Regions from separate parts of the Mus musculus genome. Here regions 2 and 3 are each linked to region 1. The links are chromatin loops, found by intact Hi-C in ENCODE. Cell type or tissue: heart. All regions are shown on one strand. Region 1 overlaps Acyp2 (acylphosphatase 2, muscle type). Region 2 holds the start of Acyp2 (acylphosphatase 2, muscle type). Region 3 has its middle 67 kb from the start of 4930505A04Rik.

Region 1 (8,000 bases):
ATGGTGATCAGTGATCAATGATTGTATTGTTACTATTGTATTGAAATAATTAAATATCAGGGTTGAAGAAACAGGTATTAACAGGTGTAGCCTGCCCATGGTAGGTCTGAAGAAGCCATAAGAAATGGAATAGTGAAGTGTCTGTGTATAGCTGTGGCTCTAGACTTCTGTGACCTGGTAGACTTTTTATTTCCTAGAAACTAGATTGACCTTGGATTTTGCTAGAGGCTGTTAGAAACTAGGAAATGATTGAGGAGCTAGGCCAGCTCACCTGCGTCCTTATTCTAGGAGCATGTGTCTCTTCCTTTCTTAGTAAGTCAACAGCAGATAGTCCTGAGTCTATCTCAGGACTGCATTCTCCCTGTGCTTGCCTTCAAACAATGCTAGCTCTTTGATGTCTTAGTGGTTAAGTAGTGTGTCCAAAATTATCTAAACACTGAATTATGAACAAATGGCTTGCCCTGAATAGCAGGTAGAGTCTACATTCTGGTTATGTCATGCCTCTGACATGGTTTATCTGGGCCACGTCATCTTCCTAATCTGCATATATGAAATAGTTCAATAACAGAATCCAATTTTTACAGACTGATCCTGATGTTAAATGTGCATTCTAAATATCTTAAAGATTGCAAATTCATCACAACAGCCATACTTTCCGTATTTTAATTTGTTCTTATTGCCACCTCCTGAGACCCTAGAATGTTCTTCTGTTATGAAAAAAAAATCCAAAGGAAGGTACACAGTGCCTAGGAGATACACAGTTTATCTCAGGCATCATTACTTGATATTGCTACATCTTTACGCCTGAATACTCCTGAGCATATTTCATCCTTAGCCAATAAAAGCAGGGAAGGAAGAGCTGTATCACCAATAGTTACAGCAGTTATTTTAAGAACTAAAATCAAGAACTTGCAGCGCACACAAATGTTTAGTTTTATAAAGATCTCTTGAGCTTTATAAAGATCAACATCATACTGAGACCATAAAACCTTTGTTCTCTAAACTAAAAGAAAAGCCCAGGGGATTTAAACCATTTCTTGTTGAAAATGAACTAACATTAGGATATCTTTTTTTTTTTTCCTATTGAGTTCCTGCACCAATGGATGGATAGTGCATAGAGCAATAGTCAATCTGTTTTATATAAGCCACTTTATATGTGGGAATTTAAAACATTATAGAGGCTAGGGGCAGTATCTAACATAGACACAAAAGAGGAGGGTGACATCTCAGGTCCAGTTTCTGCTTCCATGGGTATGGTGCTTTTAATGTCATGTGACAAACTGAAATACTCAGAGCAACCTAACAATGTTACAGGGAAAGAAAAAGGAAAAAGGAAAAAGAAAAAAAAAAAAAAGAATTGGCTTTACTTGCTAAAATTTGTTTACCATATTCCAATGGGTTAAACATTCTTGTCTAAGCACAGGAAAAGAAAAATATGTTAATTAAATCTAAGTAATAAGGTATTTATAATATGGACATGTTTTATATTTTTAATGTTATTTTATGGTACCAAAGAAAGAACAGGGCTCAGCTATTTAAAAAAAAAAATAACACCATGGCAACCTGCACTGAAATGGTCTAGAATTCTCTAAACCATATTAACTGTCCTTAATATTATTTTAAAGTTCTCTGTAAGATAGTACATGAAGAAGAAAACAGAACTTCCTCTCCTAAATAACTTGATTTTACTAAGTACTCTAATCAAATGTGCTTTGAAATGATCCAGCTCTACTAGATGAGCTTAATGTAGCCACTCTCCCTGTATTTACTAAGGTAAGGCTTTTTGTAAATCCTGGTGATGCATGCTTGTGACTGCAGCACTTAAGAGGTGGAAACAAGAGAATCAGAAATTTAGCCTTAGCTTCATAGTCAGTTCCATGCCATCCGAGGCTAAATGCAGCCCTGTCACAGAACTAAGAAAAAAAAGATACAGTACCATGGGAACTGACATGGATAAGTCTCTGCAGCTGTTAACTTTGAAAAGAGAACACGGGGCTGGAGAGATGGCTCAGCGGCTAAGAGCACTGACTGCTCTTCCAGAGGTCCTGAGTTCAAATCCCAGCAACCACATGGTGGCTCACAACTCTCTGTAATGGGATCTGATGCCTTCTTCTGGTGTGTCTGAAGACAGCTGCAGTATACAAATGTACATACAATAAACAAATAATTCTTTAAAAAAAAAAAAGAAAAGAAAAGAAAAGAGAACACAACCACTAGACTTCTAGTTTCCAATATTAAGTCAAGAGAAACAGTTTTTTCAATTTTCCCTAAAATTATAGAATATTTTTAGAGTGGCAAATTCTGTGTTTTATTTCAACACATTTAGGGCTGTGCTGCCAGAAAACCTGGTAGCTGTCAATGCATAGATGGCCTCAGTATTGAACACTGACCTTTCTAAGAAATACCAAACACAACAATGATGGAGCAGATCTATAAAAGCCAACATACTAAATGAGTTCCGTGTATGTAAATGGGAGTGTCAACATACTCTGCTTGATGACAAACATCCAGCTCTGCTTGGCTTGCCTAATAGAACATTTGGTAAGAGCAAGTAAGTTCTGACAATATAAATTCTTATTAATTAGCACTTAATCAATAAAATGCAACATTAAGCATATCCTTAGACCTACATATTACAGTAGCTTATAAAACAATTGCTATGTTGCTTATTATATATCTTACATTTACATTTATACAGCATGCATCCTTGCTGTAAGAAAAAGCTGAAACTTCAATGATTACACAATTCTCCTTTCCCATCCTTGTGTAGATAAATTACTTTAAAGAGGTTACAAACATACATTCTCCAGGCATACTCCTTGTTTTCAAATGTCTAATTTATCCTTTCCTAAGTTTTCATCGCAATATACAAGTCTTCCAACAAAACTTATGCTTCCCAGGCATCCCACATGTCATGCATTCTTTGTCATTGTGTCATCTTGCCACATTATAATCATGTGTCTCTCCCATCAGACTAGAGTTCACTGGAGACAGGCAGTCTTCCTGATTGCCTTGTTTGCCTAACACAGAGTACAGAATAGGTATTTAATAACTCTTTTTTTAAAAAAGATTTCTTTATTACATTTATATGAGTACACTGTAGCTGTCTTCAGACACACCAGAAGAGGGCATCAGATTCTATTACAGATGGTTTTGAGTCACCATGTGGTTGCAGGGAATTGAACTCATGACATCTGGAAAAGCAGTCAGTGCTTTTAACCTCTGAGCCATCTCTCCAGCCCCTTTAATGACTCTTATTAAGCATTTGACACATCTTTTGTGGCTATTTTAAGATAAATTTTAACTGTAATAAAGATGATATACAAATTGTGATTTTTGGTTTTTACTTTCTTTCTGAGACTTCACTGCAACTCAATGAGATCCAACAATAAAAGATGTATGGAGCCAAACACTGGTAGGAAAGGGACAAATTTCAAGTCTTCCACAGCAGTTGCTAAGACTTCTCTGTGCCTCAGAAGCAAGTTTAATTTGTATTTCTGGCAAACAGATAAGAGCTTGACTTTGGGTGTGATAAGGATGAAAAAGAAGAGAGACATGAAAATAAAATTCAAACCAAAGTTGATGGGCTGTACAGATGGCTAACAACCTATAACTATTGACATCCTGGCAGGTTCTAGGATGCAAGAGAACACATTGGGTAAGGGGTATGAGAATGGGCAGAGGCATGGAAGCAGGTAGAGGTGATAGATCTGAACAATCAAGTGGACTCAGTGGGCATACATCTATCTAAAGCTTTCCTGCTAAGTCAGGGAGTAAAGAGGGAGATGAATTAAGCCAAAGGTCTCAGCAAAGTAAAAAGAACTCCCACTAAGAAGGATCATTGGCACCACAGAGTCCAGTTATAATTAACCTTGTTGTTACAGCTTAAAACAAAAGGTTCGATTTCAATTCCCAAAAATCTCACACTTCCGGTTTCAGAAAGCTTCTTACCTAAATGAATTCAATTTATCTGAAATTAAGTAGCATATATAAACTATGTCAATGGTGGTACCAGAGTGCACAATGCATGGTTCACAGATGCATCATTCATAGGTTTTATGTGAACATAAATAACTATGTGGGTAAATAGGCTATGAGATGAACAATACCCAAGACAGGTACAGATGAATTGATAGTGGAGGCTAAACAAAATTTATCTTAGAACTAGAACAGCAAGAGAGTATGTGACAGAAGTCATAGGAGGGTTTGGAGAAGCTCCTGTGCTCAGTTTTGTGATATAGGGGTTAATTCTAGACTCTGGAACTATGGGGTAAAGCCTAAAATGAAAAATAGGACCGTATTATTACAAATTAGAATGCCTGGTGAGAAAGCCAGGAGCTTTGATGGAAAAATCAACATGATTGTGGAAAATGCTTCAAGTTCTGTATTTTTTTTCTCTAGACAAATTCAATTAAATGTATTTAAACAAAAGTTATAAAAGAGTAATTAGGCCCTACAAGCTAATTATTTTCTTTTTTCGAATAAGTGAGTTGTAACAGAGGCAAGCAAGCATCCTTTTTATGGTTTTTGTTTATATGCTTCTTGATTTATATCCTAGGTCTAAAAGTAAGCTATAATATCCTAAGCTAAAATTATCTTGCTATAAATTTTTAGTATTTTTCTTTATAATTTCTGCCCAGGAGACCCAAGTTTCCCTGGAAATGAAGCACATGTTAACTGGGTATTTGCCTCAATGCTGGGCTTAAATTGTGTTTTCACTATTTCATGCATTTGGAGCTGACTATGACACATTTGGGGCAGAATGTGACATATTTAGCTTGACACATGTGGGGCTGAATGAATGATTGAAAATAAAAGTGTAAGTATGCACATAATGATTTTGTACAAACTATCTGTTAGGACATGAGATTCCTTTGTCTGCAAACTGTTTTCAGAGTGATTGATTGCCAAGGGGATGCGTCTGCTTGCACACAGGCACAGCCCTCGGAGAATCAGTCCAGTCTGACTCCAGTCTTTCTGGACCAAGAGCTGGATTGCGATTGCAGAGCCCACTGTCCTAAAACTACATGTTTTTGTGATAGAAGAACATTGTGTTCCTTCCTTTAGTGGAAAAGGGTCTCTAGCAAAGTTGGTCATAAAACACAAGTCTATAGATAACCTGTGGTTTCCATTGAGACAGTTACAGAATTAGTATCAGGGAAGGGGAAGGGATCATATCTTTATATATCTATTATACTGTTGTTTTCTTCCATATAGATTTTAAAATGATGTGTAAGAACATATTAAGCTGCTAACAAGAGAGTGGATACTTAAGAATGAAAATAAGGGAGGAGCACAAAATAGAGCTAGGAAGAAGTCCATAAAGATGCTTACCGTAGGACCTCTGCTATGGGTGGGCTTGCACTTGACTCTAAACTGGCTAATAGTCCTCCATCTGCTAATGGCATTAGCCTCAATTTGCTTAAGAGCATTTTTTTTGAGGAAAATGGAAAAGTCAGGGTAAAGGTTAAAAATACAAGAGTGTCTGGCCAACTCATTTTTTCATTTGGCTTCCTTCCTGTAGGAATAGATCTTAACATATCTGGGACAGAGAACATACTGAACTGTGTGTCCTTAATACAGCCCTCCTCAGTACACTTCTGGGACAGGATGTTCAGAGATATCCAAAGGTATTGAATTCGAAATCTAGGCTGGCTGGACTGGCCATCAGCAGAACCCCGAAGCTCTCTGAAGCTGTTCTGTCTCTTCTTCTACAGTGTCTCCCCTTCTATAGTCAGACAGCTCAGGAGCTTTGTCTGTTCTTGCTGTCTCCATTTCTTGCTCCACCATCACCCCTCAAACAGTTCTAACCTGGTTTCCACTCAAACCGCATCAGTAATGCTGTCTTGCGAAGGTTCACAAACCACTCTTCAGTTTACTTTTTACTTGGTCCCAGCAGCATTTGGAAGTTCCTTTACCTGTATGTTTCTGCTTCTATTCAGTTGACTCAACGATGCTGGAGTTCCTTCAGATATGAGGAGCTGGCTCCGGCAAAATTAGAGAGTAAAAACTGAACACTAGTAACAAACAAAAGACATCTACTACTTCTGAATCCCATAGCATATGGTTTTATTGAACAACAGTAGCACGGTATGTTTACCTCCTCAACTTCCAGTCCAAACTCCTTTTGCTGTTCTTTTATTTCAGACCCAACAAAGTTAGGAGCTACATTTCCCTGAATTGCCTTGGACTTAAGATTTCAAATGTAATTTAGGCTTTTACAGTCAGTGATATCTACATGAATTTTGAACTTTGACCTGAATTATCCCAGGATAGTTTCCCAGACTTACTAATTTGAAGATGCTGGGTGACAGGACAGTCTACGCTACAGCTGAGAAGTGCTTCTGCCAAGACTAGGGGGCCTTGGGGATGGAATTTCCCTAGAAGTACATAACTCTGGAGATCCCAGAGCTTTCTAAATGAGAAAAGGCAGTGGACACTTGACTTCAGTAACACTTATTAAGAGCCTACTATGTGACCTAGATGTTCGATTAAGTGATTCACAACCAAACACGGTCTTCAGCCTTTCCATGATCTCTGTGATGACAGTAGTAGGACTCTCTTTTTAAAGATGAAGAATCTAGTTTCAGGTTAATTGTGCATGATTTGGGGTTTCCTGGACAAATTTTTTGGCATGTTATCAAAATACTATTTAAAAATTTATTTTTATAATAAAATATTTATTCACATATAACTGAATAAAGAGGCCTGTTTGATAAGCAAGAATAACACAAATGTTATGCACTGTCTTTCCACTATGAATGCTAGCTCAAAAGGTTGAGATTGGCAAGTACCACATTAGCTTCTAATTCATTTGCTGTCTTTTCTTACTGTCTGCTTTTTCACTTCAGAGATATCTGAAAGGATAATTCCACTTGAGTTCCAGGAAATAGAACTGCTATGAATTATTGCTAATGTTAGCTTTCTAGTGCTTTAATTTCATCTCCTTGTTTCAGTCAAGGGTAGTAGTTAGATAGCAGTTTTCACATCACCTAGGAACTCACACACTCCTACTTTCTGCAGGTAATACTCACTTGAAACACAGGGGAGGCAGTGTTGCTGGTGCTGTTTCCGTATGTGATTTCTCCATAGACTTTACTTTCTGTAACTTTGCTCAATGGTAGGTTAATAGGGCAGTTTTCAACCTGAGTTTACAGCATGAAATGTCCTGAGTTCCTTTAATTATAGATTGGTTTTCTGTACACACACACACACACCACACACACACACACACACACACACACACACACACACACACATTATCCTGTTTCAAAGACAAAAACTGTGCTATAAATCATAGAGCTTTCTTATAAAATATTGGTTTTGGGGGGTTTTTTATTTGGTTCTTTTTTACATTTTCTTATTAGATATTTTCTCCATTTACATTTCAAATGCTATCCAGAAAGTCCCCTATACCCTCCCCCAAGCTCTGCTCCCAAAGCCACCCACTCCCACTTCCTGGCCCTGGCATTCCCCTGTTCTGGGGCATATAATCTTCACAAGACCAAGAGCCTCTCTTCCCTTTGATGGCCTGATAGGGATGCTACATATTCACCTAGAGACACAAGCTCTGGGGGGTACTGGTTAGTTCATATTGTTGTTCCTCCTATAGAGTTGCAGACCCCTCTAGCTCCTTGAGTACTTTCTTTAGCTCCTTCATTGTGGGCCCTGTATTCCATTTAATAGATAACTGTAAGCATCCACTTCTGTATTTGCCAGGCACTGGCATATCCTCATATGAGACAGCTATATCAGGGTCCTGTCAGCAAAATCTTGCTGGCATATGCAATAGTGTCTGGGTTTGGTGGTTGTTTATGGGATGGATCCCCAGGTGAGGCAGTCTCTGGATGGTCATTCCTTCCATATCAGCTCCAAACTTTGTCACTATAACTCCTTCCATAGGTATTTTGTTCCCCATTCTAAGAAGGAACAAAGTATCCACACTTTGGTCTTCCTTCTTGAGTTTCATGTGTTTTGCAAATTGTATCTTGGGTATTCTA
Region 2 (8,000 bases), 130 kb before region 1:
TCTTATTGCTCTGGCTCAAACTTCTAGTACTATATTGAAGAGAAATTGAGAGAATAGACAGCTTTATGTTGTCCCTGATTTTAATGGAAATATTTTATTTAATTTTTATGTTGGCTACTGATTTTTTGTATATTAACTTTACTGTGTTTAGATGTGCACCTTGCATGCCTGACCTCTCCAAGACATTTTACAATGAAGGGGTGTTAAATTTTGTTAAAGACTTTTTCAGCATCTGAGGCAGGAGGATTGAAAGTCTAAGGTGGTTACACTGTGAGACCTAGCTTCTGACTATGCTAAAGAGAAAGAAAGGAAGCTACATACATAGTTTTTTCATAATATTTTTTATGATAGTGAAAATGAAAAGCAGCCCAAATGTGCAATAACAGATGCTTTGTAGGTTAATTCATGGTTATATACAGTTAATATCATAAAATTATTTACTAGAAAGACTATTATATGAAAAACAGAACAAAAATTCAGTTCATACTTAAAGCATGTATGCTTTATATTCATGTTATAGTTGAGTTCTTGCTGAAAGGATTTATATATATACACACATGTATATATATACATATATATACATGCACAGACATATATATGTATACACACACATATGAGAGACAGAAAGAAAATGTATTAGATGTGTTAAGATCATGGATGACTGATTTTATTTTCTAATTTTTTTCTAATTCTTTAATTCTTTCGTATTTAAAATTTCTTCTTTCTTTCTTTCTTTCTTTCTTTCTTTCTTTCTTTCTTTCTTTCTTTCTTTCTTTCTTTCTTTCTTTTTTGTTTTGTTTTTTTGAGACAGGGTTTCTCTGTGTAGCCCTGGCTGTCCTGGAGCTCACTCTGTAGGCCAGGCTGGCCTCCAACTCAGAAATCCACTTGCCTCTGCCTCCCGAATACTGGGATTAAAGGCATGCACCACCACTGCCCAGCTAAAATTTCTTAATAGTAGAAACATTTGCTTAAAATTCTAGTCTTAGAATCACATTTTATTAGCAATCCATGCTGAAATGGTACATAAAAATTTCTATTGACCAATGTTCAGCTGTTGACAGACGGTACATTTTTTAGCTATGCAAATGTCAGTTGTTGCTATAGCACTTCTAAAGTTAAAATAGAACTACATAATAGCTGGCAGAGACACTCCTGGGTAAATGTGGACAGAAGTTAAAGGTTGATTAAGAAAAGGAAAATGTCTCCTTCCCAGTCATTGATTTTTAAGATCTACAACTAATGGGGAAAATGCAGTGAAGGACTAGGGCAAGATCTAACCACTGAGCACCACAGAGAAGATCTGGACGCACCCGGAGGCATTCCAGAGCACCACAGGGAGAACACGAAGTGGGTGGGGTGGGGTGGTAGGTGGAGGTGGGTGCGCATTCCAGGCAACATAGGTTTCAGAGATTTTATTATGTTGTACTATGAACTCGTGGCAGTGGGCCATCTTCAGGATTTGGGGAAGCACACAATTACAGGCTAGTGGAGGCTGGACACCTTAGATTCGGTTCTGAATGTAATGGGCAGAATTTAAAGCAATAGTCTTCATGAAGTAACTTGGGAGATGAGAAGAAGAGAAGTCTCTGCAATATCAAGACCTTCATTAGGTAAATTTATTCAGGCTAGCCCTTCTAGAACATATCTTATTTAAAAAAATGATTTAACCACACTCTGCCCAAGTTTTAAAGTAACTATTTTGATACAAGGTCTCATCATGTAGCCTTAGCTGGCCTGGATCTCAGTATGTAAACTAGGCTGGCCTCATACTCACAAGAGATCAGCTTGCCTGTGCCTCTCCAGAGTTGGAATTAAAGGAGTATGCCACTTTGTCTGGCCCTGATCTCTCTCTCTCTCTCTCTCTCTCTCTCTCTCTCTCTCTCTCTCTCTCTCTCTCTCTCTCTCTCTTTCTGTGTGTGTGTGTATGTGTGTGTGTTCCCAGATAGAAAGGGCACAAAGTATTTAATTAAGTGGTAGTAGATTCTTCAATATGCACAGATGCAAAGAAATATAAAAGTATTAAGGCCAACAAATAGAGAATTGCAAATTCTCAAATATAAAAGTATTTGAAGCTGGGCGTGGTGGCACACGCCTTTAATCCCAGCACTTGTGAGGCAGAGGCAGTCGAATTTCTGAGTTCAAGGCCAGCCTGATCTACAGAGTGAGTTCCAGGACAGCCAGGGCTACACAGAGAAACCCTGTCTTGAAAAAAACAAACAAACAAAAAAGTATTTGAAATTTAGAAGGCAGATTATTGAAAATTCTATCCTTATTATCTGAAGTGATGGGTTACTAGAAGACTTCAAATAGCTCACTAGGAAATACAGTTCTTCAGATATAGCCTGTTTTAACTGTCCCAGACAATTGAAATATCTCTGAATAATAATCAAGACCATGAAAACAAAACTGTATAACAACAGACAGAATGACTGTAAGTCTGTTTCCATTGGCATTAGATAAAATTGTTAAAAATTCTCATCTTACACAGCATCACATCTAGTTATAATAGAGATTGAGGTATTTCTTAGGATTTCTATTGCTGTGAAGAGATGTCATGACCATGGCAACTGTTATGGAAGCAAACATTTAATTGGTGCTAGTTTACAATTTCAGAGATTTAGTCCATTATCATGGCCAGAAGCATGGCAACACGCAGGCTCACATGGTGCCAGAGGAACTGAGAATTCTACATCTTTGTCTGAAGGTAACTAAGAGGTGACAGGATTCCATACTGGGCATAACTTGAGCATAGGAGACCTCAAAGCCCTGCCTCTACAGGGACACACTTTCTCCACTAAGGCCATATCTCCTCATAATGCCACTTCCCATGGGCCCAAGTATTCAAACACAGTCTGTATGGGCAACAAAGCTAGCCAAATCACCACAAGGCACCTTTCAGATTCATCAGCCTGAATGAAAAGATCAAGCCTAACTTTATCTCAGAATCACCACAGATTTGGCACCGTCAGAACATTTCAGAATTGATTCATTGTCTGTCTTAGTTAAGGTTTTTATTGCTGCCATGAAACACAATGACCAAAAAGCAGCTTGGGGGAGGAAAATGTTTATTTGGCTTATACCTCCACAGCACTGTACATATCAGGATAGGGACTCAAACAAGGCAGGAACCTAGAGATGATGTAGAGGCATGGGGGGTGGGGTGGGGGTGGGGACTGGTTACTGACTTGTTCCACATGGCTTACTCAGCCTGCTTTCTTATAGAACCCAGGATCCCTGGACTAGGGATGGCATCACCCACAACTGGCTGGGTTCCACTGCTCCCTCCCCCACCCCCCCATCAATCACTAATTAAGAAAATGCCTTATGGCTAGATCTTATGGAGGCATTTTCTCACTTGAGGTTCTCTCCTCTAAGATTACTCTAGCTTGTGCCAAGACTAGCCAGCACACTGACCAAATACCCTTTGTGCCACTAAGCTAAGCAGGTCCTTCATTTCAAATGTCCACCTCAGGATGTTGGAAATGGGGATATTGTTTCAAGGGCACACATTTTCTTCATATGAAGTGGAGATTATCATATATTTGCACAATGGTGAGTATAGTTAAGAATGATATATATTTAAAATCGTTGAAATCTTAAATGAAATCAGAGATGAAAGTTAATTAGCTTGAATTAATCTCCTTACAGTGTACCCATGGGTATACTATGTATTCTTTACAGTGTACCTATATAAAATCACCTAAAACTTAAAAATTCTTTGACATTTTATCCTTGCATATAATGAATTTTGGTAATTTTCCCCCTATTATCCTTCTCATCTCTACCCACTTAGACTTTACCCGCTCTGTCCTCTCAACAAGTCACCCTCTTATTTTCATCCTTATAGAAAAAACAAAACAAAACCTTTTTTGTGTCAAATAAACGTCGGTGGGTAGATATTAGTTGGTTTAATCCCCTCACATGCCCGACCTCCGTTTTCTTTAGAGAACCGGGTCCTGGGGAACGCAGAGAGGGAGCACCCTGCTAGGGAGCCCGAGCGCCGGGTGTCCCGTCGCCCTCACTGTGTACAACGGTCATCTGCCATCTTCTTACGCATGACCCAGCGCGCTCTTGTCTTGGCTTCTGGGCGTCGGTCCCAGAGCCCATAAGTCTTCCTCCCCTGGCGGCTGTCGCAGTCTCCGCGCCACATACCCAGCTAATGCTGCTCGGGAGAAGGCTGGCCGCCATGACCGAGCTGCTCAAGTCTGTGGACTACGAAGTGTTCGGGACAGTGCAAGGTACGGTCTGACCTGGGATGCCAAGACGAGGCCGTGGGAGGGAGAGGAGGAAGCTTATGCCATCCATTTTAGGGACGGTTCTTCTCACTGAGGCAGCGACTTCCGCTCAGCCATGACACAGCAGCCCGGGGCGGGGAGAACGGGCTAGCGCGGGGCGGAGGGAGGTCACCCTGGGTTCCCGAAGAGGACGCTGCAAGCCTATAGGATGGGGGTGGGGGACGCCTAAGTGCGGCAGAAAAGCAAGGGTACCTGAATGATACTGGGTGATTTACTTTGTCAGAGGTTGTAGCCCCTCTCCAGCTAGCAATTTTTCCTTCCTGGGTTTTGGAGATTGAACCTTATATATTTATGCACAGTCTTACATTTGCGTACTAGATTGCTGAAGTACACTCCCAGGCCATTTAAGTGAAGTTTTAAAATTTTTGTTTGATTATAAGCTTAAATAGATGCATAGAATATAATGTCTGACTTACTTTAAATCTTTATATTTGTAATTTAAAACGTTAAAACATTCTTTTAATTTTTTCTAACGCAACTTGACATAGTAGTGCATGTAGTCCTTATGCAGAAGAAGGTGGATATTTGAGTTCAAGACCAGGCTGGTCTATACACTTGAGAAAATTATCTAATGGCGTATAAATACTGTAACTATTTAATGTATATCATCCATTTAAAAGAAGAAAACTTTTTGAGACTGGAAATGTAGCTCAGTAGAGTGCTTGCTTAATAGTCACCAAGCCCTGGAATGGGTGCTCTGCTCTGTACCAGACCAAGGACGAGCTAGTCCTTATAAGCCTGTAATGCAGGTTCCGGTCTTCAACATAAAAATAATGCCTTTCTTTTTCTTTTTCTTTTTCTTTTTCTTTTTCTTTTTCTTTTTCTTTTTCTTTTTCTTTTTCTTTTTCTTTTTCTTTTTCTTTTTCTTTTTCTTTTTCTTTTTCTTTTTCTTTTTCCTTTTCCTTTTCCTTCTCCTTCTCCTTCTCTTTCTCTTTCTCTTTCTCTTTCTCTTTCTCTTTCTCTTTCTCTTTCTCTTTCTCTTTCTCTTTCTCTTTCTCTTTCTCTTTTCTCTTTCTCTTTCTCTTTCCCTTTCCCTTTTCCTTTTCCTCTTTCTCCTCCTCCTCCTCCTCCTCCTCCTCCTCCTCCTCCTCCTTCTCTTTCTTTTTCTTTTTCTCTTTATTTTTTCTCTTTTTTGGGGGGTGGGGCGGGGGCTTGAGACTCGGTTTCTCTGTATAGCCCTGGCTGTCCTGGAACTCACTTTGTAGACCAGGCTGGCCTCGATCTCAGAAATCCTCCTGCCTCTGTCTCCCAAGTGCTGGGATTAAAGGCGTGTGCCCTTTAACGAGGATATTACTTCCTGTTTGAGTCGGATTTCCATTCTACCTTCTCCACATAATTTTATTCCATTGTTTGGTATGCATGAGAATTTCTTTTATCTCCATCCCCAATCCCACCTCAGATGTGCTGTTGTGTGTGTGCATGGGGTGGGGGGATACTATGGGATACTTTTCTTAACTTCCTTTATCAATAAGCTTTAGTGATAACCATTAGTAGATTTTAAATGTGAGTTTGTATTGGAAATTTATTTCTAAGTGGGAAAACTGGATTTTTAAAAATGGATCCTTGTCTAAAGGGGGAGGAAGAATATTATCTTTTTATTTTGATATTCTGTTGATATTTTACATTTTGTGGCAATGTATACAGGGTAAGATTAAGGATGGATGAAAGTGTGTTTATAATGAGCCTTTGTTTCAGAGATTTGCTGTGGAAAGAGACGTAGGAAGATCACAGCAGACAACTGTTAGGTCAGGTGTGGGAAAGACTGCATGAGTAAGCAGAAAATTTGAAAAGTTACTGATGAGTCTGTACTTTTAGAAAGGATATTAGGAATCATGGCTAAGTGGTATTGAGCCTGGTTAGTACTTTTGATACTCTGGTAACCTGACCATGTTTGGAATTAACTAAAACCTAAAAATGGAGAGAATACCTGAGAGGTGTTTTGCTTAATTTGAAGTGGGAAGATTCACTTCTAATCCTGATCTTTGAGATGATCAGACACATCTTTAATTCAATTTTTTTGGAGTAGAAACACCCACCCACCTCTAATCTGGGCCTTGCCTTCTCAGGGAGGGCATGGAAGAAGGAAGCTTGCTGTCTTTTCTTGCTTGCCTTCGAATGGCTGCTAGCAAGTCCATTCCTTCACTGGCATTAGAGTGATTCTTTGTGATCTTTGTGATTCTGGTGTATACTGAAGACCAGCTGAGACATCTAGTCTTGTGGTCTGAGCAACTACTGTATTCTTGGACTTTTCAGTCATAGGCAGTCATTGTTGGACTTGTTGGACCACAGCCTGTAAGTCATTCTAATAAATTTGCTTTCTATATACATAGACTCATTCTGTAAATTCTGTTACTCTGGAGAATCCTGATTAATACAGATTTTGGTATTAGAATTGGTTGTAGGGCAATAGAAGTATAAGGATGAGTTGTTTTTTTTTTTCTCTCGATTTGGCCCTGCTCACCTCTGCCCCATTTATTTATTTTATGTATATGAGTACACAATTGCTCTCTTCAGACACCAGAAGAGGGCATGGGATCCCATTACAGATGGTTGTGAGCCACCATGTGGTTGCTGGGAATTGAACTCAGGACCTCTGGAAGAGCAGTCAGTGCTCTTAACCACCGAGCCATCTCTCCCGCCCAAGGATGAATTTTTTTAAGTATCTAGAATAGGCTTTCCAATTTGCCAGTACCTATAATTACTAAAGCTCCTCCTGGAAGAAAGATGAAAATCCATGGTATGACCTATTTTACGAAATTGAGGTAAATGCATTTGATTATCTTGATTCACAAATTGTAAGGTGTAAAGGATTTGATGACTCTGTATATAAAACTTTTGACAATCTATGGAAAAATAAGGAAAATGACAATGTTGGTTGTTGCTCCTAGATCTCTGGATTGATAAAGGAAAGGAATGAGCTCTGTGATAAAATTAAGCAACTCCTAGCATCTCCAAGTATGGTGAAGGACAACAATGCACTCAGTGATAAAATTGACCAGCTCCAGATGCACATAAACAGACTAAAGGTTTCTAAATGTGATCTGGAGAAACTCTTCTCTCCAGCAGCTACAGAACTCAAGTTTCACAAAATCAAACTGAGGTCCTTATTATAAGGTTAACTGAATTACAGGTCCCAGCTTTGAAGGAGTATTGGTGTTTAAGTAAGGGCCTTGATTGGTAAAGAATGGGATCCTGTGGCTTTGGATGACGATGTGTGGGAGGACCCCATTAAGCTGAGAACTTTGAACCCTTGAATTCTCAAGGGTTTATCTCACTTGAGAAAGTAGTGTCTCCATCCTCAGCAGAAGATGATTTCACAACCCATACCCTTCCTTTGAGTGAGGAAATTAATCCTTCATTGCCTGCTAAATCAGCAGTGACTTTCTTTGGAGGAAATGCCAGGAGAGGCAATACTGGTATTCTTCAAGGCCCACCAATAGTTGCCTCTAGACCTATAACTAGACTTAAGTAGAGCAGGCTCTTAGAGGAGAGGTAGCGAGCATAGTTCATAAAGAGGTATGCTATATTACTAAAGAGCTTAATGAGTTTGCTAATTCATTCAAGCAGAATCTGGTAATGTGTGGAAATGGGTTTTAAGGGTAAAGGATAATGGTAGAATGAACATAAATCTGAATCAAGCTGAGTTTATTGATATAGTTCCTTAGAGTGGAGGTTTAGGTTGAATATGACTGTTCACACAGTTTT
Region 3 (8,000 bases), 110 kb after region 1:
GATGCTGGCGAGGATGTGGAGAAAGGGGAACACTCCTCCATTGTTGGTGGGATTGCAAGCTTGTACAACCACTCTGGAAATCAGTCTGGCGGTTCCTCAGAAAATTGGACATAGTACTACTGGAGGATCCCGCAATACCTCTCCTGGGCATATATCCAGAAGATGTCCCAACCGGTAAGAAGAACACATGCTCCACTATGTTCATAGCAGCCTTGTTTATAATAGACAGAAGCTGGAAAGAACCCAGATGCCCCTCAACAGAGGAATGGATACAGAAAATGTGGTACATTTACACAACGGAATACTACTCAGCTATTAAAAAAATGAATTTATGAAATTCCTAGGCAAATGGATGGACCTGGAGGGTATCATCCTAAGTGAAGTAACCCAATCACAAAGGAACTCTCACAATATGTACTCACTGATAAGTGGATATTAGCCCAGAAACTTAGGATACCCAAGATATAAGATACAACTTGCCAAACGCATGAAATTCAAGAAGAACGAAGACCAAAGTGTGGACACTTTACCCTTTCTTAGAAATGGGAACAAAACACCCATGGAAGGAGTTACAGAGACAAAATTTGGAGCTGTGACGAAAGGATGGACCATCTAGTGATTGCCATGTGCAGGGATCCATCCCATAATCAGCTTCCAAATGCTGACACCATTGCATACACTAACAAGATTTTGCTGAAAGGACCCAGATATAGCTCTCTCTTGTGAGACTATGCCGGGGCCTAGCAAACACAGAAGTGAATGCTCACAGTCAGCTATTGGATGGATCACAGGGCCCCCAATGGAGGAGCTAGAGAAAGTACTCAAGGAGCTAAAGGGATCTGCAACCCTATAGGTGGAACAACATTATGAACTAACCAGTACCCTGGAGCCCTTAACTCTAGCTGCATATGTATAGAAAGATGGCCTAGTCGGCCATCACTGCAAAGAGAGGCCCATTGGACTTGCAAACTTTATATGCCCCAGTACAGGGGAACGCCAGGGCCAAAAAGGGGGAGTTGGTGGGTAGGGGATTGGGGGGGTGGGTATGGGGGACCTTTGGGATAGCATTGAAAATGTAAACGAGGAAAATACCTAATTTAAAAAAAAGTTCTTAATTGAAAAAAAAAGAATAAGTAGTTTGAGTACAGTTAGAAATGATACTTGTTTAGGAATCTGGTAGTAGTAGGTTCTCCAATAGAGTCTATGACTTCATATAGGGTTGTAGCTGATATTTAATAACTGATGAGTGTAAGGTTACCTTAACTTTAAAGGCTACATTTTTAATGGATTTTCTCAGCTATACTTTAAATAGAAGAATTCAAATATACATGGCATTTAAAAAGATCTTTTTTTCTTTCCTAAATAACAAGAAGTCCTGAAACTGACAGCTGGTATCTTTGGTTCAGTGTCTTCTTCTTCTTCTTCTTCTTTTCTTCTTCTTCTTCTTCTTCTTCTTCTTCTTCTTCTTCTTCTTCTTCTTCTTCTTCTTCTTCCTCTTCTTCTTCTTCTTCTTCCTCTTCTTCTTCTTCTTCCTCTTCCTCCTCCTCCTCCTCTTCCTCTTTTTTTTTTATTAGATATTTTCTTTATATACATTTCAAATGGTATCCCAAAAGTTCCTTATACCCTCTCTCTGCCCTACTCCCCTACAGCTTCTTGGCCCTGGCATTCCCCTGTACTGGGGCATATAAAGTTTGCAAGACCAAGGGGCCTCTCTTCCCAACCACGGCCAACTAGGCAATCTTCTGATACACATGAAGCTAGAGACAGGAGCTCTGGGGGTACTGGTTAGTTCATATTGTTGTTCCACTTATAGGGTTGCAGACCCCTTCAGCTCCTTGGGTGCTTTCTCTAGCTTCTCCATTGGGGGCCTTGTGTTCCATCTTATAGCTGACTGTGAGCATCCACTTCTGTATTTGCCAGGCACTAGCATAGCCTCATACGAGACAACTATAACAGGGTCCCTTCAGCAAAATCTTTCTGGCATATGCAATAGTGTCTGGGTTTGGTGGCTGATTATGGGATGGGTGGGGTAGTCTCTGGATAGTCCAGCCTTTTGTCTTAGCTCCAAACTTTGTCTCTGTAACTCCTTTCATGGGTATTTTGTTCCCTATTCTAAGGAGGAATGAAGTATCCACCCATTAGTCTTCCCTCTTCTTGATTTTCTTGTTTTGCAAATTGTATCTTGGGTGTTCTATTAAACATTGGTTTCTGATTCACAATGCAAGAGTAATGTAGTAGCAATGCTGATAAGAATAACAAGAATTATGATTGATAAATTCTAAGAAAATAAAAGACAGTAGATTTGATATGCTGTAAGATTGGCAAGTCTGAAGACATGGAACTTAATTATTTCATCTTTACAGTAGGATCATATGGAAAAACTTTTAAGTTATCATTAGTGTTTATATCTGTGGGCCCGAACTTGCCACCGTACATGTGTGGATGCCAGGACAGTTTGTGTAGTGGGCTCTGCGATTCCCGAGACTGAACTCAGTGTCAGCTGCATAGTAAGCATTTTCTCTACAGAGATGCATGGACAGCTTCTTTGTGCAAATTTAATAGGCAAATTAAAATGGCTATTTAAAGTACAGCGATGACTTTCTGCTTCTGGAGAAACACTGTTTTGAAGGACAGGAAAGGCATACCCCTGAAGTGCATTTGCTTTCTGTTTTTCTAATATGTAGTATTTGCCTTCCCAGGCCCTTGGGTAGTTTGTGCATCAATGTCATGCTGATGTTTCTCCTGGTGCCAATCAGAAAATGATGCCAGAGTTCTTGAGAGCCATGGACGTTTGCTTGCATGAACAATGATGAGTGGCTTGTCCTTTCACCTTGCTTCCAGCGGAGTTGTTGACTTCACCATAGCACAGAGCAGTAGTTCCATACGTTAGCTTACAATGTGTATATTGCCATCTACAGTTTTATTATGTTGAAATTACATTTTCATAGGAGGAAGGAGTGTTGTGGAAATTATTCATTGTTAATTCCAAAAATGCTTTGAAAAACCTTTTAAGTTGTATTGTGGATATTACTCATTTTTAGTGATTAAAATGTGTAAAAACTAGTAAATTGCAAATGCAGACCTATCATATCACAGTTAATAGGAATGACTTGGTTTTACTGTTCAAGGCTCCTATTCCTCCCATTCTATACTGGGAAGGAGCGAAGTAAACTTGTCTGTGAGTGGTTCTGCACACAGATTCCCCATTAGCTGTGGCAAGGTCAAGAGGCCCCACTGGGCTCTTTTTAGAACAAAGTTCTGTTGTGGTGGAGTTGCAAAGGAAGCCTGGGGGTGGGGTGATTCCCCAAGCCAGGACAGAGTTCCCGCTGATCTCAGGAACTTCCTGGAAGTGTTGAGATACAGACCCCAAAGAAACAGTATGCTTGGATTTCTCTGGCTGCACCCAGGGCTGCCTGCCAACCTCACTGTTGTCATTGCTAGCAAATGTCACTCCACCCAAAGCAGGATTTTCAAAGATCCCTCAGATGATTGAGAATTTCTGGCTGCCTCTTGCTTTCTGAAGTATGTTATGACAGGAATTAGATCTTTTCCTTCTTCAGGATTCAGAAAAAAATTCCTCAGAGCCTGGGGTAGGGATGACCTTTAATCGGAAGCAGCAAACATGCTAGTCCTTTCTGGGCATTTGCAGTCTCTGATGCGTCAATTGATGACTATTCTCATATTGGTCAGTTTTGAGGGCTGTTCAGGAAGCAAAAATGTCAGTTTGAATATTTCCTTGTAAATTTTGAACCCCTCTTCCCAGAACAGAAAATTGAGGAAGGCTGAGATGGAACTCCCAGGAAGTGAGAAGAGCTTTGCTGGTCACAGGAAAGTCAGGCATGTCCTTCTTCAGGATTTCAAGCAGCTGTCTGGGGCAGGCACAGCTGGGCCTGGTATATTCTTCTAGAGAATAGCTGTACTTTGATGTGTCTGACTTGTGTGTTGTTCTTAGCCATGGAGAAAAGGTCATACCCACTCCTCTGTTCCAGAACAAAAGCAGCAGTCTCTATATCTCCAGCATGGCAGCTGGGTGCCTGCAGGCACATACCTGCTATCACAGCTAATACATTTCAGACATGCCCATGGTGGGTGAGGGTGGAGGCAGCTTCAGTGGCATCTCCTGGGAGAACAGCCGAAATGTCAACAATACAGTGGTTTTGCCAGGAGCCTGGTCCCACAGTGTGGGTGGGCACAGGAGTGGTCTCAAAGCATGCTCCTATTTTCGAAGCAGCTGCACAGCCATGGGAAGGGTTGACTCTGTGAGAGTAGAAAAACAAGTTTCCAAACCTCCACTATTACTATCACTATCCACAGCCCCCAGCTGTGTGACATTCAAAATGTTACCTGACCTCTCAGGGTCACAGTCCTTCATCTGTTACACGATGGTCATTTGAACAGCTGCAACAGATGTGTCCGGTGAGAAATAAATGAGCTAATGTGTGTGGAAGTGCATTGTAAACACAATTTGCTTAAGTGTATTCACTGGGGCAATGTCTGGTGCTGTATTAGAAGCCTTATATCTTGGCAAAAATCCTGATCAACGTGTGAAGTAGCTTACTCTTGTACTCATTAAGATGTGGCAGTGGGTAAGAGGGGCAGTGAAGTCAGCTATCCAAAACTCCATCACACCAGCAGTGTAACATGTCCTAATTCACCTCAGGCTCCCTCCTCCTTAGCCCAATGCTGGCTTCTGAGACCTTTGAAGTCTGTTTGGATCTCTTAGCTGTCCTTCTCCTTTATTCCCACATACTGTGGTAGCTTGAAAACACTGAACTTTCTGACACTTCTGAATGATGGAGGCTTTGGGCCTCCTTTATAATCATGCAAGTGTTGTGACTGCTTAGAACAGCAGAGTCCGTCAGAAACAATCATTTAAGACTTCTAAGGTCAGGTCACTTTACATGCTTTCAGTACATGTTCTTACAGACTCTGTGGGAAATTACTCCCCTGAGGCTGCTGAGGTGGAAAGGGCATATGTGAGTCTCTCACCCAGCAGTGCTGGTCCAGTTAGTTCAGGCTTCTCATCTTGCCCACCCAAGTACTAAGCCCACAGAGGCTCTTGTAGCCCACTGTCCAGCTCTGACTACCTAGTCATCCCTCATTTTTACCCTCTTTGTCCCCCTCCTGCATTCACTAACCAGTCCTCTTTCCTACAGTCCTCCTCTCATGTTCATATCTCTTTGCTTTAATTTATTATGCTGTCCACTGAGTGCAGCCAAAGAAGTCTATGTGAGCATGGACATAGACATGCATCTGTCTACTGAAGCATAGAAAGACAATTAGGACTACACCACTGAAGATAATGATCCTCTCCTAGCAGCCATCAACAGCAGCCAACAATAAAGTTCCTTAAGGAGGGTATGAGCCTCTATTCTGTCAATGACTGAACACTGACTAGCTCAGCCTGCCACTGGTCTATTGTAAGCAACCATAGCTGCTATGGACTCATGATTGTGACAGCATGTCATGCCCAGAAAATAGCTCTCCTCTCCAACATAGCCCCCTCCCTATAATAGCCCTTCTTTCCCACCAGCCAGCTCTTATATTATTTCTACCCTTCTTCCATGATGTTTCCTTAGCCTTAGTAAGGATGATATAAATGCCCCATGTAGGACTGAGCACTCAGTAATGACTAGTTCTCAGCACCTTGACCAACCATGAGTCTCTGCATTCACTATCATTTACTGCAATAAGTAAATAAGTAAATAAATAAATAAATAAATATGTCTAGGATTAAAGTTGTGGGTAGCACTTATTTATATATGTTTAATATAAATAAGTTTGACAACATGTTCATTTAGCCATCTAGCAATAATATCCACTTACCTACCCCCACCTTCCTAGCTGTGAACTTTTGACTATGTTCACAGTATCGGCATGAATTAACTCCTTTGGAGTGGTTCTCAAGTCCAATCAGAGGGCAGTTAATTTCCTCTATAATTGTCATGTCACTATTACAGTAGTGGGCACATCTTGTCTGGCAAGTCAGTATCACCGCATAAGAGAGCCCCTGCTGGGTAGACTGCTGATGACTTTTCTCCCAGAGCTTCTCTCATAGCACCATGAGGTACTACAAAAGCTATCCTAAAGGGAGGAAACATCTAGTTCAATTCTGGCTTGATTTCTTTATGTCCTGCAACCAAAGTGTATTGCCGAGGTCAGTCTCACCATCCTAGTTCTGATAGGCATCTAAGAGCAACTGCAACAGTCTGTGCTGTGTTTGTGTCTGTATGCATCATGTGTATTCATGTATGATATATGCATGTGTCTGCAAACAGGGCAACCTATGCAGGGATGGGAAGATCATAGAGTATTGGGTGTCTTCACATTCTCTGACTCATTTCTTTGAAACAATATGAAAAACAATCACGAGGAAATAGAACCATAAAGATTTCATTATTTTAAGCCACAATTCAATATTGCTTAGAAAAAAACTAAGTATGCACTGACTATCAAGGAGTGGTAAAGTTCTTTCACAATAACAACATAGTTTATCCCCATTAAAATAAATTAATCAGCTGAACATGTAGCTCAGTTGCAGTGTACTTTCCTACCATGTGCACATGCTGGGAGAGATAGATAGATAGATAGATAGATAGATAGATAGATAGATAGAGAATAAAAAGAATATATATTCACTTTAAATGTGCATCAGGAAAAATATAATATGGAACTTGATTGCTGTCAGTCACCTTTCCAACATAAAGCATTCAGGAGACTTGTAATTATCCTTTTTTCTTTTTCATATGGTAAATAAAGGCAAGGTAAGAGTGCTGAATTTTGCACATAGATTCCATGATAAAACATACTTGTCACCCTTCCTGTGTCTTGCTGTCTTCCTCACTTTCTTCCTTTCATGTTGCTTTGCTCACAGTTCAATGCAGCTTCTTCATTGGTTTCTCCCTTGTCAGCAAAAACCATTCTAGTTTTTGCTTAGTAGAATAGTTAATAAAATATTTGATGATGAGTCCATTCCGGTTGGCGCCAGCACCGAGTCACCTTGGGCACGGAGTCCGCAGACACCCCCATTGTCCCTAGAGGACACTCCACGGGATCTTAGGATCACTGGTGAGTGGAACACAACATCAATTCCAATCCAATTGTGATGGGCCTGTGAAAACAGGAACAAGGACACCAGAGCCATTCCTGACCAGAGTCTCAGGTTCCTTTTGATCAGTTTTGGTTTACCTTGGTTTTGAACAGACCACACAGCTCCATGGTCTTCAAAGGAGATACCATTTCCAGGCACTGTAACAGGCCCAGGATCTTAGGACAACAGGATACCAAGATAACAGGAGCTGGGTCACACAAGTATTTCAGGGTCTCAGAGGAGCTTGACTGCCAATAACTCTGACACACCCAGAATCTCAGGTTCACAGGAGCCCACAATCAAAGGATCTCAAGGAAAGCTGGACTCAGAGGAGTCCTGAATCAACTGGGATTATAGGAAGGACAGACTACAATCAGATATATTGAGGGCAGCAAGCACATGAGATAAGATGGCAGAAGGCAAGCATAAGAACAGAAGCAACAGAAACCAAGGGTACTTGGCATCATCAGAACCAAACTCTCCCACCAGAAAGGCAAGACATGGATCTAAAGTCACTTCTCATGATGATGATGGAGGACTTTAAGAAGGAAATACAGGAAAATACAGGTAACAGCTAGAAGCCTTTAAAGAAGAAACACAAAAATCCCTTAGAGAGTTACAAAAAATCCACTACCAAACAGATGATGGAATTGAACAAAACCATCCAGGATCTAAAAATGGAAGTAGAAACAATAAAGAAAACCAAAATGGAGACAACTCTGGAGATAGAAACCCTAGGAAAGAAATCAGGAACCATAGATATGAGCATCAGCAACAGAATACAAGAGATGGAAGAGAGAATCTCAGGTGCAGAAGATTCCATAGGGAACATAAACACAACAATCAAAGAAAATACAAAATGCAAAAAGATCCTAACTCAAAACATCCAGGAAATCCAGGACACAATGAG

The links. A loop is a pair of places that touch in the nucleus more often than their neighbours do. Peaks named below come from ENCODE experiments on the same cell type or tissue, not always from the same donor. Only the 100,000 strongest peaks of a DNase experiment are listed, where the experiment ranks them.
Region 2: a loop joins it to region 1, with 3 times the contacts of the local background. A loop is called at or near these places in 4 of 42 quality-filtered maps.
Region 3: a loop joins it to region 1, with 3 times the contacts of the local background. A loop is called at or near these places in 2 of 42 quality-filtered maps.

What each region holds. Positions count from the first base shown.
Region 1 is chr11:30,514,892-30,522,891 of GRCm38, reverse strand. The region is part of intron 3 of Acyp2 (acylphosphatase 2, muscle type); the gene reads left to right. Among named protein-coding and RNA genes, the nearest start is that of 4930505A04Rik, 47 kb to the right of the region's middle. In heart, a CTCF peak has its summit at 3,113 (motif pointing right); a DNase peak (open chromatin) is centred at 5,601.
Region 2 is chr11:30,645,539-30,653,538 of GRCm38, reverse strand. It overlaps Acyp2 (acylphosphatase 2, muscle type), which reads left to right and starts at 4,143. Exons shown (of 4, transcript NM_029344.3): 1 at 4,143-4,238. The coding sequence starts at 4,160. In heart, a CTCF peak has its summit at 4,154; a DNase peak (open chromatin) is centred at 4,258; H3K4me3 peaks cover 1,504 bases; H3K27ac peaks cover 1,362 bases.
Region 3 is chr11:30,401,136-30,409,135 of GRCm38, reverse strand. No RefSeq gene overlaps it. Among named protein-coding and RNA genes, the nearest start is that of 4930505A04Rik, 67 kb to the left of the region's middle. In heart, a CTCF peak has its summit at 3,292; DNase peaks (open chromatin) are centred at 3,345 and 4,135; H3K27ac peaks cover 1,285 bases.